2 separate regions of the Homo sapiens genome follow, and region 2 is linked to region 1. A link is a contact called in ENCODE Hi-C or POLR2A ChIA-PET data. All regions are on one chromosome and are shown on one strand. The core of a region is the stretch at or near the end of the contact, and the rest is flanking DNA. Distances in the headings are between cores, read along the strand shown. Region 1 holds the start of DENND2B (DENN domain containing 2B). Region 2 overlaps DENND2B (DENN domain containing 2B).

Region 1 (7,138 bases), core at 1,280-3,779:
ACCTGCCCAGCCCCCAAGAAGCCTTTCGGAGCAATAACACTTTCTCCCAGTTAGAACCCTGCCTTCTAAACCCAGAATGAAGGAGAAAGACCCCTTTGCCCACTGCAGAGTGTGCCCAGCAGGACCCAGCAGGATGAGGGAACCAGGCCTGGCCTCTTTTCCAGCTGCTAAAGTTTATGGTGCCACAACTCTACAGGCAGCTGTGGGACACAGGAAAAGCGACGGGTCTTTTGGAATACCTCTCCTCTATACTATATATAAACACATGAGTCAGGTGACCAAGGAAAGCTTCCTCCCTGCAGGATCGTCTATGAGGCTCCAGTTTTATGGCAAACATCACTCTTATGAAACGACCCAACCCAAGGAAAGCAACATTTGTTTCCTTAAACATCCTGAAGAAGTCTTTTCAGATTTTTCTCATGTTTACTTATAAATGCAGAAAGGAAGAAGGCACTTTATAAAATGAGAGAACCAGAACAGAGAGGCAAAGTGACTTTCCAGAGAGAGTTGGGTCATTCCTCAAGCTTCAATTCACAACACGGTTCGTTAGATAGGACGTGACTTGTTTCAAACTACTTTCATGGAAGTTATCCCACTGGCTCCTCCCAACAGTCCTGTGAAGTTGTTCTTATTACCTCCATCTCACAGGTAAGAATCTGAAGCTCCTATTAGTTAAGATACTTGCCCGTGGCCGCCCTATGGGAACAGAATCTAGCCGTCGACTCAAGTCTAGCAACCCAAATCCATTATTCTTTCTGCTATACCAACAGAAGGAGCAGCAGCTCCTGAAACTGGGTCTCTGCTAGCCCTCTTCACAGATGTGGGGATGGTAAAATTGAAGAGCTCCAACTACACACACAAGTAGAAAAGAAGGCTGAGGTTCTGGATTTACACTGCCAACTGAAGGGGCCACTGGCTCAGTGTTATGCCACATCCCTCCAGCAAAATGTAGGTTTCAACTAAGCAAAGGATCCCTGGAGTGTATGTAGCAAGAGGAATAACTTCAGAAGTGGACCGTCTGAGGTCCAGGGCCATGGAGTTCACCCTTGTGGACCCTCAGGCCACAACCACGATGTATACATGTACTCATTTTAGGGAGCCGGAACTGGGGACATGGCCAGTGCTTGCATTGGCAAGCTGATCCGAAGTTAATCAGAATGCCCCCTCATTGTTTGCCAGAATACAAAAGACATTCTGTTCAGAAAGTTCAAGAAGAAAAACTGAAGAACCAGGACAGCAGCTGTTCCCTCATCCCACAGAGAAACCAAAGGCATTTGCAAAGTTCCCTGAGGCCAAGAAGTGAATTTAAGACATAACATGGCTCAAGTGGAAGCACAACCCCTGATGGGTCTCCGTTGCAGGAAGTGTTTGCTGCATTCATCCTCCTCATAATATTACTGACAACCCCACTACCCTATCACCTATAAAACTGCCTTTCTGGGAGGGTCTCCTTTCCAAGGCCACACAGCTCACCATGTACCACTCCTCTAGGTCAGAACAAGTTTTACCAAAACTTAGGACAATCAGTGTAGGAGTGCACAGCGTGGACACTGCGTGCCCTGAGATTTGGTCAAAATGTAACCAAAGGAATCCACCCGGCACAACTACAGTGCCTCATGTTCCCCAGCTCTTAGCAGCTGCTGCTGAGAGCTCACTCTGGGACATCTGGATGAGAAACCTGTTTGCAGGCCCCCCAACCCCAAGCCAGCCCCCTCCTCCACCTCTTAGGAAAGTCTGTGATCGACCTTTTGATGTGGGAGGACAGCTTGATTCTTACCAAGCTGCCTGGAAGAGAGAGAGTGCAAAACCCCAGCTCAGGCATCCCTGTGACAGTCCCTCTGTCCTAATAAATGCTCTAGAGGGACTTGGAACTCACCACAGGCTCCTGGCTGAGCTTAATTAGCCTTTTTTTTTTTTTTTTTTCCATTACAGGTCAGACATAGCAGCACCAAGAGACAAAACAGACAGTGTTCACTAGGACGAACAAGCGGCTCAAAAGGCACTGGAGTTTCCCTGTAAGAACTACAAACACCACGGGAGTGATGTTAACTCAGATTTTTCCATATAAAAGATTCTTCCTGTAAAAATATCCTGTGCCTTTGTGCTAAATAAAAGTAAAATGATGCTTTTTAGAGTGAAGTCTAAACACCTCAGATTCAGCAAGAGTGAGATCAGCTAGATTTGCAAAGTCAAGAAAATTGGCTGTTTCCCTCCTCCTTAAGCTAATAGAATCCAACTGTTGGAGCATGACATCATTCCTGAGCCCCAAACCCCGAGCAGAGACTACAGACACTCGCCTGACTCCCAGAAAACAGCCGGAGAGAAGGGCCAGGAAAGGAGGCCAAATGATCCCAGCCCGGAGCTGCCCTTACCTGAAAGTCCCGCTGCTTTCCTGCCCACTCCATTCTCACACCGCAGCCGGCTAGGGAGCCCAGGGCCCCCAAATCCACTGGCTTAAGCTCCGATACCTGCTGCGAGCTTCCCACAGCTCCTTCCTCTGACCTTTCGTGGCGCTCCTCGCAGCCAAGTGAGCAGAGCACTGCTAGCCGGCCAGGCCGGTTGTCATGGAGACCCTGTCCTCGCTAGGCGGGCGCGCGCACAGCGGCGCGCTCTTGGCCTAGCGCGTGCACAAGGGCGCTCTCTTTTTCTTTCTTTCTCACTGTCTCTCTCTCTCTCTCTCTCTCTCTCTCTCTCTCAGTTCTGGGAGGCTTCCATGAAACAGCACTGTCTTTTGATCAGCTCGGTTTTTGCATGCATTCCACTCCTCCTACCTCCCTTCCAGTCCAACAGGGGCTCTGAACTGCTCCTGGGAACTTGCTTGAACAGCTCAGAGGGGAGAAGGGAGAAGACAGTGAGTGGACTTGTTTTCTTCCCCTCCAGTGTCTCATTTTTTATAACTTGGAAGAATCCCTGCCAGGGGGGAGGGAGCTAGCTGAAGCGCTTGAAGGGGACCCAGCTTCCTCTGGGTCCTGGAGCTCGGGTAGGAGGGACCCTGATGCGCTGCCTTGACTTGTTTGTGCACTTGGGATTTTTCCGGGCAGCAGTTGGGGCGGAAATGCACTCACATCCCAGGAGCTCGCCTGGACTGGCCTCTCTGCTTACCTTGCTGCCTGTCCAGGTTGTGGCGATGGCTTTAACCAGTGCAGGGACTCATGGTACTAGTGGTGGCGCCTAAGCAGTCTCTCATCTTCCTGAAATGGAGAGCAAAGACAACTCGGTCAGGACCAGGAAGAATCCTGGGCAAGTCGAGAGTCACAACCCAGACGACAAACCTGATACAAATACAGCCTTGTCTCTCTGCCCTGCTAAGGATCTGCAGCTAAGGTGCAGGCTTAGTGGGAGCTGCTGTCACAGTCGGTAATAATATTGCTCCTGTCAGAAAATGAGCACAGTCCCTGGGACACGGCAGACCCCCTAAGTTTAGTCCCATCCCCATCCCCATCCTGTCCCTTCCTCTCCCCCCTACCCAGCATACATTTCTGCTTTGTAACATTCTTTTTACATGTATCATTTTGTTTGATCCTCATAACCTTTTGAAATACACTGCACAGATATTTTTATGACCATTTTTTCAAGTTTATTTATTATTCTTCTTAAATTTCTTTTAGAGACAGGATCTTGCTCCATTGCCCAAGCTGGAATGCATTGGTGCAATCATAGCTCACTACATCATCAAACTCCTGGGCTCAAACAACCCTCCTGCCTCAGCCTCTGAAGTAGCTGGGACTACAGGCATGCACCACCACGCCTGGCTACTTTTTTAATTTTTATTTTTATAGAGACAGGGTCTCACTATGTTGCCCAGGCTGGTTTTGAACTCCTGGCTTCACGCAATCCTCCTGCCTCAGCCTCTCAAAGTGCTGGGATTACAGGCGTGAGCCAGCATACTGGCCTTATGACCATTTTATAGATGGAAAAACTGAGACTCAGAGAGATTAAACATTTGATCTGCACTTATACAGTTAGGCAGTCAAAGAACTAAGAGATCAGCCAAGTTCGCCCTAGTCCAGCACACTTTCAACTAAAGTATATTGCCACCTGATTTCAAAAACTGTCAACTTTTTGATAACTGGTTATGAGATAACGCTGGGCTCCCAAGGGAAGGTGGAGAATCCTTGTAAGTTGTGGCGAGATAGGCTGACTACCATCCTTTCAGCCTAAAGACCTTAAGACAGCATCTCTAAGATGTAAAACGTCCTGATGCACAGCTCGGAGAAAAAGCCCTACCCTACAGCTATATGTGACCTTGCACTTTTCTAAACGACTCTCAAAATCTTGGCTCGTCTGTTCAACATGACAGGTCTGAAAGTTAGGATTGGCATTATTATACTAATTTAACAGATTTTTTTTTTTTAATTCTACAACAGAAGTAAAATTACTTGCCCCAGGTCATGGAACCAGGAAATAAAATCTAGAAACAATCCCCAAGCCTTTCAAGTCTCTTGAGTACATTAAGCACAGTGGTTGCAACAGCACCAGGGGTCAGAAGACCTTGGCAGTGCCTGACTCCACCACTAACGGGCCATGTGCCATTGGGCAAGTCCCATGACTTCCCCCTTTCCACCTACAGAGCCTACTGACAGGGCTGGGACTGAGCATCGGAAGAGATGCTGTCCGTGAAAGCACTCTCAAGTCAGGAACTGAACTAAGAACTTTACTCCTCTTGACAACTCCTCACCAAAAACAAACAAAAAACACTGGGACAGTTAATACCCTCCCCAGGATGAGGACACTGAGGCTTAAGGAGGATATTTTCCAATGCTGCTCCCAAAAACAGTGCTCCCAAAAAAAAGGTCCTGATGTTATTTATTTATTTATTTATTGACACGAGGTCTTATTATGTTGCCCAGGCTGGTCTTGAACTCCTGAGCTCAAGCAATCCTCCCACCTCAGACTCCTGAGTAGCTGGGATTATAGGTGTGTACTACCACACCCAGCCTGATAGAATCTTTAATGCAACATCCTATGCAGAATCTAGTGGGTTTTTTTCATTAATTTCCAGCATATCACAACATTCTCAAAACAAGATTCTGATTGACTTGAGTTTAAAAGGTAAATATATACCAGAAGTTAAGGTAGGAAAGTGTTATAAAATCCAACAGGAAATGACAGAATGGCACAAATCCTAAATGGGGGGCACTACTGCTTTAGTGAAGCAATCAGAGCTTGAAAGGGAGTGAACCTAATCACCCACTATAAATCCCCAACCCCACCCAAGCCCCAGCTGAAGAATCCCAAGTCTACAAAGAAAGACAAAGAAAGACAAGACAGAAGGGCAAATGCAGTATCATCAAATCACTAAATTTCCGCCTCTTCCTTGTCCAAAAGGCATCCCTCTGCTCTCCTCCTGATCCTCAAAATGCACATTCCACTTGCCCAGTCTCCATCCTGAGAAAGAAGGGGTGATCCCACCCCTTTCTATAATAAGATAATATTAATAATACAGTAGTAACATCAGTTAACACTTGTTGAGCACCTACCATATGCCAGGCATTCTTTTAAGCAGTATGAGGGGCCAGGGGTCAGGACTGAGTACTAGAACTGATACAAGTCAGTTCCTGAAGTAATCCAAACTTAAGAAGCCCTCCAAACCAGACCCAGAATGCGGGCCATGCTCCCCCTAGTGGCATGCTGGAGTTATGGAGGTTCCTTAGGGCCTTGTCCTGGGGGAAGGGACAAAGGAAGGGCCCCATTACTGAGAGAACTGGAATCCCTGCTTGGGTAATGCTACTGTGTACACACTCCTTGAACTGGGCAGAGTCAGGGACAGCTGAATCCCACCACTGCCTCTGCAAGGCTGGATTTAGACCAATCCTACCTGACCCTTCTGAAGGATAAGGATTTGACAACCTTATATAAGCTCTCTGCTGTCTACTGAGAGGCCTGCAAGCATACATGTGCCAGAAACCTGGGAGACATCCTCAACTCTCCCTTCTTATTTCTGCCCACATCCAACCCATTTCCCAACTGCAAACAATTCTACTTCCAAAATATATCTTTTATCTGTCCACTTTTCTCCACCTCTGATGCTACCCATCTCTCACCTTAATTATTGCAAAAACCTCCTAATTGCCCCAGCTTCCACTCTCCCCTCACAAAGTCATTAGAGCTGTCTGAATCACCTTTTTTTTTTTTTTTTTTAACACCAGATCAGGTCATTTCCTGCTTAACACACTTCATTGACTTCCCACTACACTTAAGATAAAATCTAACTTCTTACCAGGACCTACAAGGCCCAGCATGATTCTCCTCCTGCCTTCTTTCAGCACACTTCCTGCCCTTCCCTGTCTGTGCATCAGCCACATACAACTGCTTTTAGTTCCCCTGAGGTGTCATATTTTTTCCAGGTTGTTTCCCGTTGCTGGGACACTCCCCTACCAAGCAGTCTTTGCCTGGATAGCTCTTACTCACCTTGCCTCACCTTGACTCTCCTGTCTCTTGACTTTCACAATCCTCCAATCTAAATGAGGCTCCCCACACTTATCCTTCAGAGCACTCACCATGCTGTGTAATTATGCATTTATACAGTTATCTGCTTAATCTCAGTCTTCCCTCAGAAGAGTTCCTTAGGATACGAACCTTGACTATTTTGCTAACCACCAATATTCCCTGCACTTTGTGCAGGGCCCAGCTCACAGCTGGCACTCAATAAATATCTGCTGAATGAAATGCATAAAACCCCATTTCTTCCTGTCCGACAGGAAGAAGAAACTTAGAGCAGCTATTTCATGTCACTCATTGCCTCTTTTCATCGACTTACAAACTATAATTACATTTCTTTTCCTCATGTGCCTTGCCTGTGGGCACAACCAAAAATTCCTGTAAAGCCTCCCTGTGGTTTGTTTCCCAGAACTTTCCTGGTAAGGTCACTCTCCTGGGGCTGCCCTCCAGGGTTTTACAGCTGCTCCCATTACCAGTGCCCACTCACAGGCCTCCACCACCACCGGGTCATTGCCAGACCACTGTGTAGGAATGGCCCAGCTCCCACGATGACAAGGTTCTCTCAGGCCAGCAGCTCCAAGGACAAAACACCTCCTCTCCCCTCCATGGTGCAAGACACTGTGCTTGTAAAAAAATACATTTTTACTAAAAAAAAAAGTCTTATGTTTCATAATTTGGAGATGGTTGTAAAAAGTTC
Region 2 (7,379 bases), core at 731-3,230, 100 kb before region 1:
AATTCTAAAATCCATCTACTTCCCTTCCCCTGTTCTACCACATCTTAATCCAAAGCTGCCATCATCTCTTACCCATAGTGCCACAACAGTATCCCTGCTGGTCTCCCCGTTTTCACTCCGACCATTATCTACATGGCAGCCACAGTGGGCTTTGAATACATGTATCAGCTGGCCACAGGTGGCTCACGCCTGTAGTCCCTACAGTTTGGGAGGGGGAGGTGGGAGGATTGCTTGAGTCCAGGAGTTCAAGACCAGCCTGGGCAACAGGGTGAAACCCTGTCTCTATAGAAAATACAAAAGTCAGCTGGGTTTGGTGGTGCACGCCTGTAGTCCCAGCTACTCAGGAGGCTGAAGCGGGAGGATCGCTTGAGCCCGGGAGGGTGAGGCTGCAGTGAGCCATGATAGCACCACTGCACTCCAGCACCACTGCACAATATGGGTGGCAGAGTGAGACCCTGTCTCAAAAAAATAAAATGAAATGAAAATATACGTCAGATCTTATCATACCCCTGCTTTAGATAAAACCCCAAATCCTTAACTTGGCCTAGCAGGGACATCGTGATTGGGTTCTTGCCTGCCAACCCACCCCTCTACCCCCACCCCATCAACCCTCTGACCAGCATTTGCACTTGCCCAACTTTTGCCTTTGCAGATGCTGGTTCCTCTACTTGGAATAATCTTCTCCCGTTCATATCCTTCTCTTTCCATCTCCCTCCTCCTGCTTCATTTAGTTGCCCCCACTCACCACTTAGGTCTCTGATAAAGTGTTACTTTCTCAGAGGAGACCTTCCCTGGCCCCTTATTTAAAGCAGACTCCCCTGTTTCACACTCTCATAAGGTCCTGTGCTTTCACTTGGCTTGTAACACATTTAGGAATTATCTATTTATATGTAAAAGTGTTTATAATAGCAGTATCTCCCACTAGACTACAAACTTCATGAGGACAGAGCCACGTCCCTCTACCTCTGACTCTGCTCTGAGGTCTGGCGCAATCCCTGATTGTGAGATGGCACACATTCAGTAACTGTTCAATGAATGAACAAAAGGAAGGCAGATGGAATGCAGTTTAGTCCAAATGGGTCAGGGAAGGCCCCTGGGAGGAACAGAGGGCTGGACAACATGTACATTCCTATTGTTTGCTCTTTTGGTCCCTAGTGATGGGGTACACAGACATGGTTGAGCAAGGAGGGACCGTGCTCTGCAACCCCCAAAGACTACGACCTTGGCCAGCATGGTCCTCCTGCCACCCCAGCCCGTAGCCCGAGAGAAGAGGGTGCAGAAATCCCTACCTCATTGCCAGCACCTGGCAGGAATGTCTTCACTTTGATGGTCTTCCCTGGGGCTGGGAAGGGCGACTCCATGAGACTTCTCATGAAAGGATAGACCAATGCAGCGGAGATCCCACGCCGGCGCTCCACCTCATCTAGGACCTGTGCCCACCGCCAGCAGCCCAAAGAGGAAGGGTGTCAGGGCACTGCCCTTCCCCCTCCTGGCAGAGAAGAGGGCAGCCAAGCATCTGACCAGGCTAGCCCAGAAGCTGGGAGACGGGAAGGTGGTCTTGCCATGATCTGCACACTCTACCCTTCCCGTTTTCCTTGGCACTCAGTGACTCCTCTGTTCCCTAACTGGCCTTGCTTCAGTCCCCAAGAGCGGAGTAGCTGGGCAAAGGAAATACCACCCAAGAGTCAGCTCCCTGGGCGCTCCTGCTTCCCCAAGGACTCTGGCTCTGCCTAGGGCCCAGGGTGGGCTGTGACAGGGGCAGACACTGCCAGCACAGGAGCTGGGGAAATGCCAGCCAGCTGGGTAGAGAACCAGGCCGGGGAATGGGAGGGTGTCAGAGAGCTCACTGGTACTTGTTCCTGCATTCTGTCTCCCGCTCGCTCACAGTCACAGGTGGTTTTCTCATCTAAGCTGGCTGCAGATACTCCTGTGGGAGCTGTCAGCTGGGGGACGGGGAGGGAAGCCTGCCAGAGCCTCTTACCTTGGAAAACAAGCCGAAGCAGCCAAGGCGGCTGATGACACAGTACACCTCTGGCAACCGGGGCCCTTTCCCACTTGGCTGGGCCAGGACAAGGAGGAGGAGGAGAGAGACAGACACAGAGAATGCATGATTACCATTTCTGGCTCCTTTTCCTTGGGAACGGAGGAGTAAGGACTGCCCTTCTAGTGGAGGAAGACTTTAAGCCTCCTCTAAACCTCTCTGCAACCAGAGCCCTGAAGGAACAGCCACCACTCTCAGGACAGGCCTCAGCTCTGCAGGGTCTCCCAGCACCAGGTACCAGGCTCCTGCCAGGCTCCACACAGGCTCCACCCTTCCTCCCAGGAGGACGCTGACGGGGGCTGGCAAAGGGCAAAGCAGTTTGGCAGAGGCTACAGGGTGTCTGTGGATTCATAGCCCTGAGGCTGGGACCCCAGCAGATGGGAAGGACTAGGGTACATCCTTAGGACAAGCCATTGTAGCTTTTTAGCCCCATAGGGCACATTCGGCATACCATTCCTTTTTTTGCTTCTTTTCTCCCTTTCTTGATCCACCTCCATTCTAAGAGAGCAAACTGAAAACAAGAGATGGGAGCTACTGTTTATGGAACATTTGCTATACCTGACTCCTGGGCTTGGGACTTTACAAGAGATTTGTGAGAGAGGGATTATTATCCCCTTTATAGATGAGGCAACTGAGTTCAAAAAGATAAAGCCATTGCCTAAGGCCACCTATCTAGAAGCTGTGGAGCCAGGAGTTTGCTTTGGCCCTGTTTGGCTGTCTTACCCCTAAAGCCTGCTGCTTTCTGACAGGAAGGAAAGAAAACAAAGACACTGGGTAGAGGTTTGCTATGGAGTAAAGGAGCAAAAGAAGAATGGGACTTAAAAGGTAGGCATGGCCAGGCGCGGTGGCTCACGCCTGTAATTCCAGCACTTTGGGAGGCCAAGGGAGGTGGATCACCTGAGGTTGGGAGTTCGAGACCAGCCTGACCAACATGGAGAAACCCCATCTCCACTAAAAATACAAAATTAGCCGGTCATAGTGGCATGCGCCTGTAATCCCAGCTACTTAGGAGGCTAAGGCAGGAGAATCGCTTGAACCCGGGAGGTGGAGGTTGCAGTGAGCCGAGATCACACCATTGTACTTCCAGCCTGGGCAACAAGAATGAAACTCTGTCTCAAAAAAAAAAAAAAAAGGTGGGTAGCTAAAGGGGAGACATGCACTGAGAGCTCCCAGGCCCGGAGCCCCCATGCAGGCTGCAGTGCCTTCTCCAGCAGGACTCAGAGGCCTGGAGGGCCTGGCAAGTCCGAGTGGGGAGGGAGCAGAGCAGCAGGTGCTGGCCCCTCGTGCAGGCTGCTAAGCAAATGCAGATGGGGCTATTTCAGTCTCCAAACCTGCTGGCCACACGTCACAGATCTAAAGAGAAGGCAGAATCTGTTTTTGTCCATATTAGGCCTGAAACTCACTCCTGTCTCTTTCCCTCTCCCCCGCCTCCCCTAAAGCCCCAAGTGATTAAATCAAGTATGTGGGATTTGGATCAGAATCATTGTGTCCAATCTGCAGGAATGCCGAGCTAGTGCCAGCCCCCTTGGCAGAGACCCAGCCCAGGCCCTCTCTGAGCACGCCAGGACAAACACGCTCTTCCCTGGGGGCAGCAGCCCCACTACAAAGGAGCAGCTCTGCTCCATCTATGTTCCAGCAAAGGCAGCCTTCGCAACACTCCTTCCAAGCCTGGGAGGCCCAGGCGGCCAGAGGCATGCTGGCCTCTGCCTGGCTCACCACCTGGCATCACTCCTGTGCATACGCCCTTTGCCCCTCCATGGGCATTCTACCTCCCCACGCCCCCTCTCCCCAGTCCATCCTCTGGGGGTGATCCAAGAGTACAAATTGGTGACAAACGACTTCCCTTCTGGTTCTGTATGACCTTGGGCAAGTCATTCTACCTCTGAGTTTTGACTTTCCAATCTATGGATCAGGGATAATAATAACCCATGGGCTATTGTGATCATTTTCTTTTAAAAGACATACTTGAAGCATCTAGCTTGGAATGTGACAGGTTCTAAACAACATTTATTCCCTCTTATTCCCTTGGCCCTTCCCTCCTGTGTTGAAAGTCCAATCTCCTGTAACAGGCCATCTAAAGTTCCTCGAGAGGGAGATCCATGTTAAACTCATCTTTATATGAGCACGTGCCTGACTCTCAATAGCACGTGCCTGACTCTCAATAGGTCAGGGCTTCTGATAAGGGATGATAAGTGTTTCTGAATGAATGAATGGCCGGCCCCAAATCCTTCCTTCAGGGCTCCTGCCCCCTTCATCTACCCCTAGACTGGTATCTGGGGAGGCTTTCTCTTGCTAAGGCCTGGAAACCCCAAAACATTGTCAACAACCCAGTAGCTCCAAGCTGGGAGTGCAGCAGGGGCCAGGCTCTGAGCCTCTACCCAATCTATTTCCCAGGACTAATGGGAAGGGAAATGGTGAGGGACTTCTCTTTACAAAATGGCTAACATTTTCAAAACCTAATCCCTTTCCCCTAGATTCAAGGTATCTCTCTCAGATTCCCAGAGAAGGTATGTCTCTGTCCCTGCCCAATCTCCAGCCCCACCACACCACAGAAAGGCCTCCTCCCCACTACAGGCTGGCCAGGTATGGGGGTGAGGAAGGTTGTCCCTCACCTAATCTGATGCATATACACATACTGCTGGGGGCGATTCGATCCTGCAACCAGAGACCAGCAATCAGAGCCCATGATCCCAAGGGAAATGACGAAAAAGTAGAGAAAAACTAAAAAGACATGAAAACCCACTCCCTCCCCTTACTCCAGATAACCTCCGATCCTAAGGCCCCCTCAGAAGCACCACTCTGAGCCCTGCTCTCCCAGGGTAGCCTCACCTGTGAAAGTGTGTGTGTTGGCAGGGGGTTCGGGGTGGCCTCAGGAAGCATAACATAGGATTTCATACAAGCTAAAATTGCAGAAGGGCACACACACACACACACACACACACACACACACACACACACCCTGGCCTATCCCCTGCCTGCTGGCCTGAGGACCGAATGGCCTCACTCACCAGTAAGCGCCTGCAGTAGCCAAAGCGTCTGCTGCCATCTTCCCCAGTCAGCATGAAAGAAAAGGTCTCACTGGAACAAAGAGAGGTCTGGCATCAGGGAGGTGTGAGAGGACCTAGGAAACAGCCCCCAAGAATAGGGACCGTCATTTTCACGTGGGGTGAAGGGCCAGGTTGCTGTAGGAGAGGATGAGACTAGAGCAGGCCCCACTCAGGTGCCCACGCTATGGGGGTAAAGAAGGCTATGCTCCTTCCTCCCTCAGGCCAGGCCAGGCCTCACCTGCTATACTCTGACACAGGAAGCCAGTCCTTGGCATCAGGGAAGCAAAACTGGGGAATGGCTTTGAGCCTTTCCTCTGCCTCTCGCATCTGCTTGGTGGGTCGGTCCAGCTGCAGGGAAGAAGGAACCAGGAGATGACATGGAACCTGAGGGCGGGTGGTGGTGGCTGAGAAGCCCCTCCTCCCCTGAGGGCCCTAGATGCCACTGACTAGCGGGCATGATCTCAGCAACCCTTGTCCCACTCCGAATTCTTACAGAGCCCAGAGTCATCATTCATTCATTCAATAAATGCCAGCGGAGTGCTTTCTATATGGCATCTGACACGGTGCTATGCGCCAGGGCTCTTGGCTCTCAATGGAAAACAAAGGGGACAAGGTCCCCGACCTTACACATTCTCGTCAGCAGAGTGAGATGGTCAACCACAACATCTCAGAGCGGGGCTTAAAAAAAAAATAAGCAGGGTGGCCGGGCGCGGTGGTTCATGCCTGTTAATCCCAGCGCTTTGGGAGGCCGAGACTGGCGGATCACCTGAGGTTGGGAGTTCGAGACCAGCCTGACCAACATGGAGAAACCCCATCGCTACTAAAAATACAAAATTAGCCAGGAGTGGTGGCGCATGCCTGTAATCCCAGCTACTTGGGAGGCTGAGGCAGGAGAATCGCTTGAACCCAGGAGGCGGAGGTTGCAGTGAGCCGAGATAGCGCCATTGCACTCCAGCCTCTGTAACAAGAGCGAAACTCCGTCTCGAATAAAAAAATAAAATAATAAGCAGGGTTATGTACCAGAGCAAGCTGGGCAGGGGAGGGGCTCCATGCAGGTGTCTGGACAGACCTCCTGAAAGAGGTCCTACTTGAGCAGAGCCTGAGAAATGAGAAGGAGCCAGCAGCCACGTGAAGAGCTGGAGAAAGCACATTCCTGGCAGAGGCAATGGCAGAGAGAGAGGGGTTGAGTGTGAGAGGAAGAAGAGGGAGGCCAGGCTGGCTGGCGACAAGCAGGGAAGGCGGAGTGAGAGACAGGCTGGTGGGAGAAGTGCGGAGTGACAGCTAGTGGGTGCAGAGTTTCTCTTTGGGGTGATAAAAATGTTCTAAAATTGACTGTGGTGATGATTGCACAATTCTGTGAATACACCCAAACACTGAACTGTATACATTAAGTGGGTGAACTGTATGGTATTCAATTGTTCTGGATTTTATTATAAGCACATTGAGAGGTTCTTTCTTAGTCCTCATCCTTTGAACAAGCACTGGCCCAAACCCACCCCCGCTGCAGCCCTGTCTTCCCTCCTGGCTGAGAGGAGGCAGGTTCAGGGCTGTGGCAGCTCGGTGAGGACGTATGACGAACAAGATCTCTCTCCTTCCCCAGATAGGCCTGGCGGATAGAGGATGGAAGAGGGGGAATATGGGCAAGGTGGGGAGAGAGAAGGCCTCACCTTGGGAAACTGGTAGGAGACTTCGGGGAGGTAGGTGTTTCGCGATGGCTTCTTCTTGAGGGACACCACCACAAAGTACTCAAAAAGCTCCCGCTCCTGCCACTCCAGCAGCTCCAGCTCCAGCGTGCGATAGCTGGGGGCGCGCTTCAGCATCGACTGGATGTGGACCAGGCGCTGTGTGTGGGCTGGAGGCAGGTTGCACATCAGGGAATGGACCCTCACAGGCCTCATGTTAACTCCTCTACCCCTGGCTCAGGGCTCCATTGCTGTGGAGCACTTTTAAGTACGTGAGCCTAGTCTGATACCATCCCCAGCTCACAGTGCAGGAGGACCGGCAGGCACAAGGTGCTGACCCCTGCACAAAGACTCTGCCCTGACACAGGAAGCTGCGGGCCTGGTCCTCCTGGAGCCTCTGGAGACTGAGCTGGGGCAGGAGGACTGCCGAGGCCAGGCAAACCCAGGGATGTATCTTGGCACCCACTCTGTCCCTGTACCAAAAGGACTAGAATACACGAACATCCACGAAGGCTTCATCCTTGGGCCCCTAGCAGGACATGCTCCTACATCCAAAGTCCACTTGCCCATTTGCCTGGGGATGAGAGGATAATCATCCAGGAAGGCCTA

What was found. A loop is a pair of places that touch in the nucleus more often than their neighbours do. ChIA-PET counts read pairs that join two places held with the same protein, here RNA polymerase II (POLR2A). Pooled maps may share reads with other maps.
Region 2: a map of prostate gland shows a loop between it and region 1 (6-fold over the local background). The contact joins the enhancer-like site here to the promoter of DENND2B in region 1. A Hi-C loop is called at or near these places in 49 of 168 maps with a recorded cell type or tissue (GM11168, HAP-1, HepG2 and 31 more) and 27 of 50 pooled maps. POLR2A ChIA-PET finds 5 or more read pairs at or near these places in 14 of 52 experiments (AG04449, AG04450, BJ and 9 more).

What each region holds. Positions count from the first base shown.
Region 1 is chr11:8,808,145-8,815,282 of GRCh38, forward strand. It overlaps DENND2B (DENN domain containing 2B), which reads right to left and starts at 2,530. Exons shown (of 20, transcript NM_213618.2): 1 at 2,373-2,530. It overlaps DENND2B-AS1 (DENND2B antisense RNA 1), which reads left to right. Exons shown (of 5, transcript NR_120590.1): 5 at 1,933-2,132.
Region 2 is chr11:8,705,796-8,713,174 of GRCh38, forward strand. It overlaps DENND2B (DENN domain containing 2B), which reads right to left. Exons shown (of 20, transcript NM_213618.2): 9 at 6,756-6,940; 10 at 5,327-5,436; 11 at 5,050-5,119; 12 at 1,982-2,059; 13 at 1,290-1,430. Among named protein-coding and RNA genes, the nearest start is that of SNORA3B, 24 kb to the left of the region's middle. RefSeq lists an enhancer at 4,355-4,856. Within about 2 kb of position 1,981, at least 19 of the 41 ENCODE cell types and tissues checked have a DNase peak (open chromatin) inside an H3K27ac peak, as active enhancers do; they include body of pancreas, breast epithelium, dorsolateral prefrontal cortex and 12 more, where a contact is called at or near this core.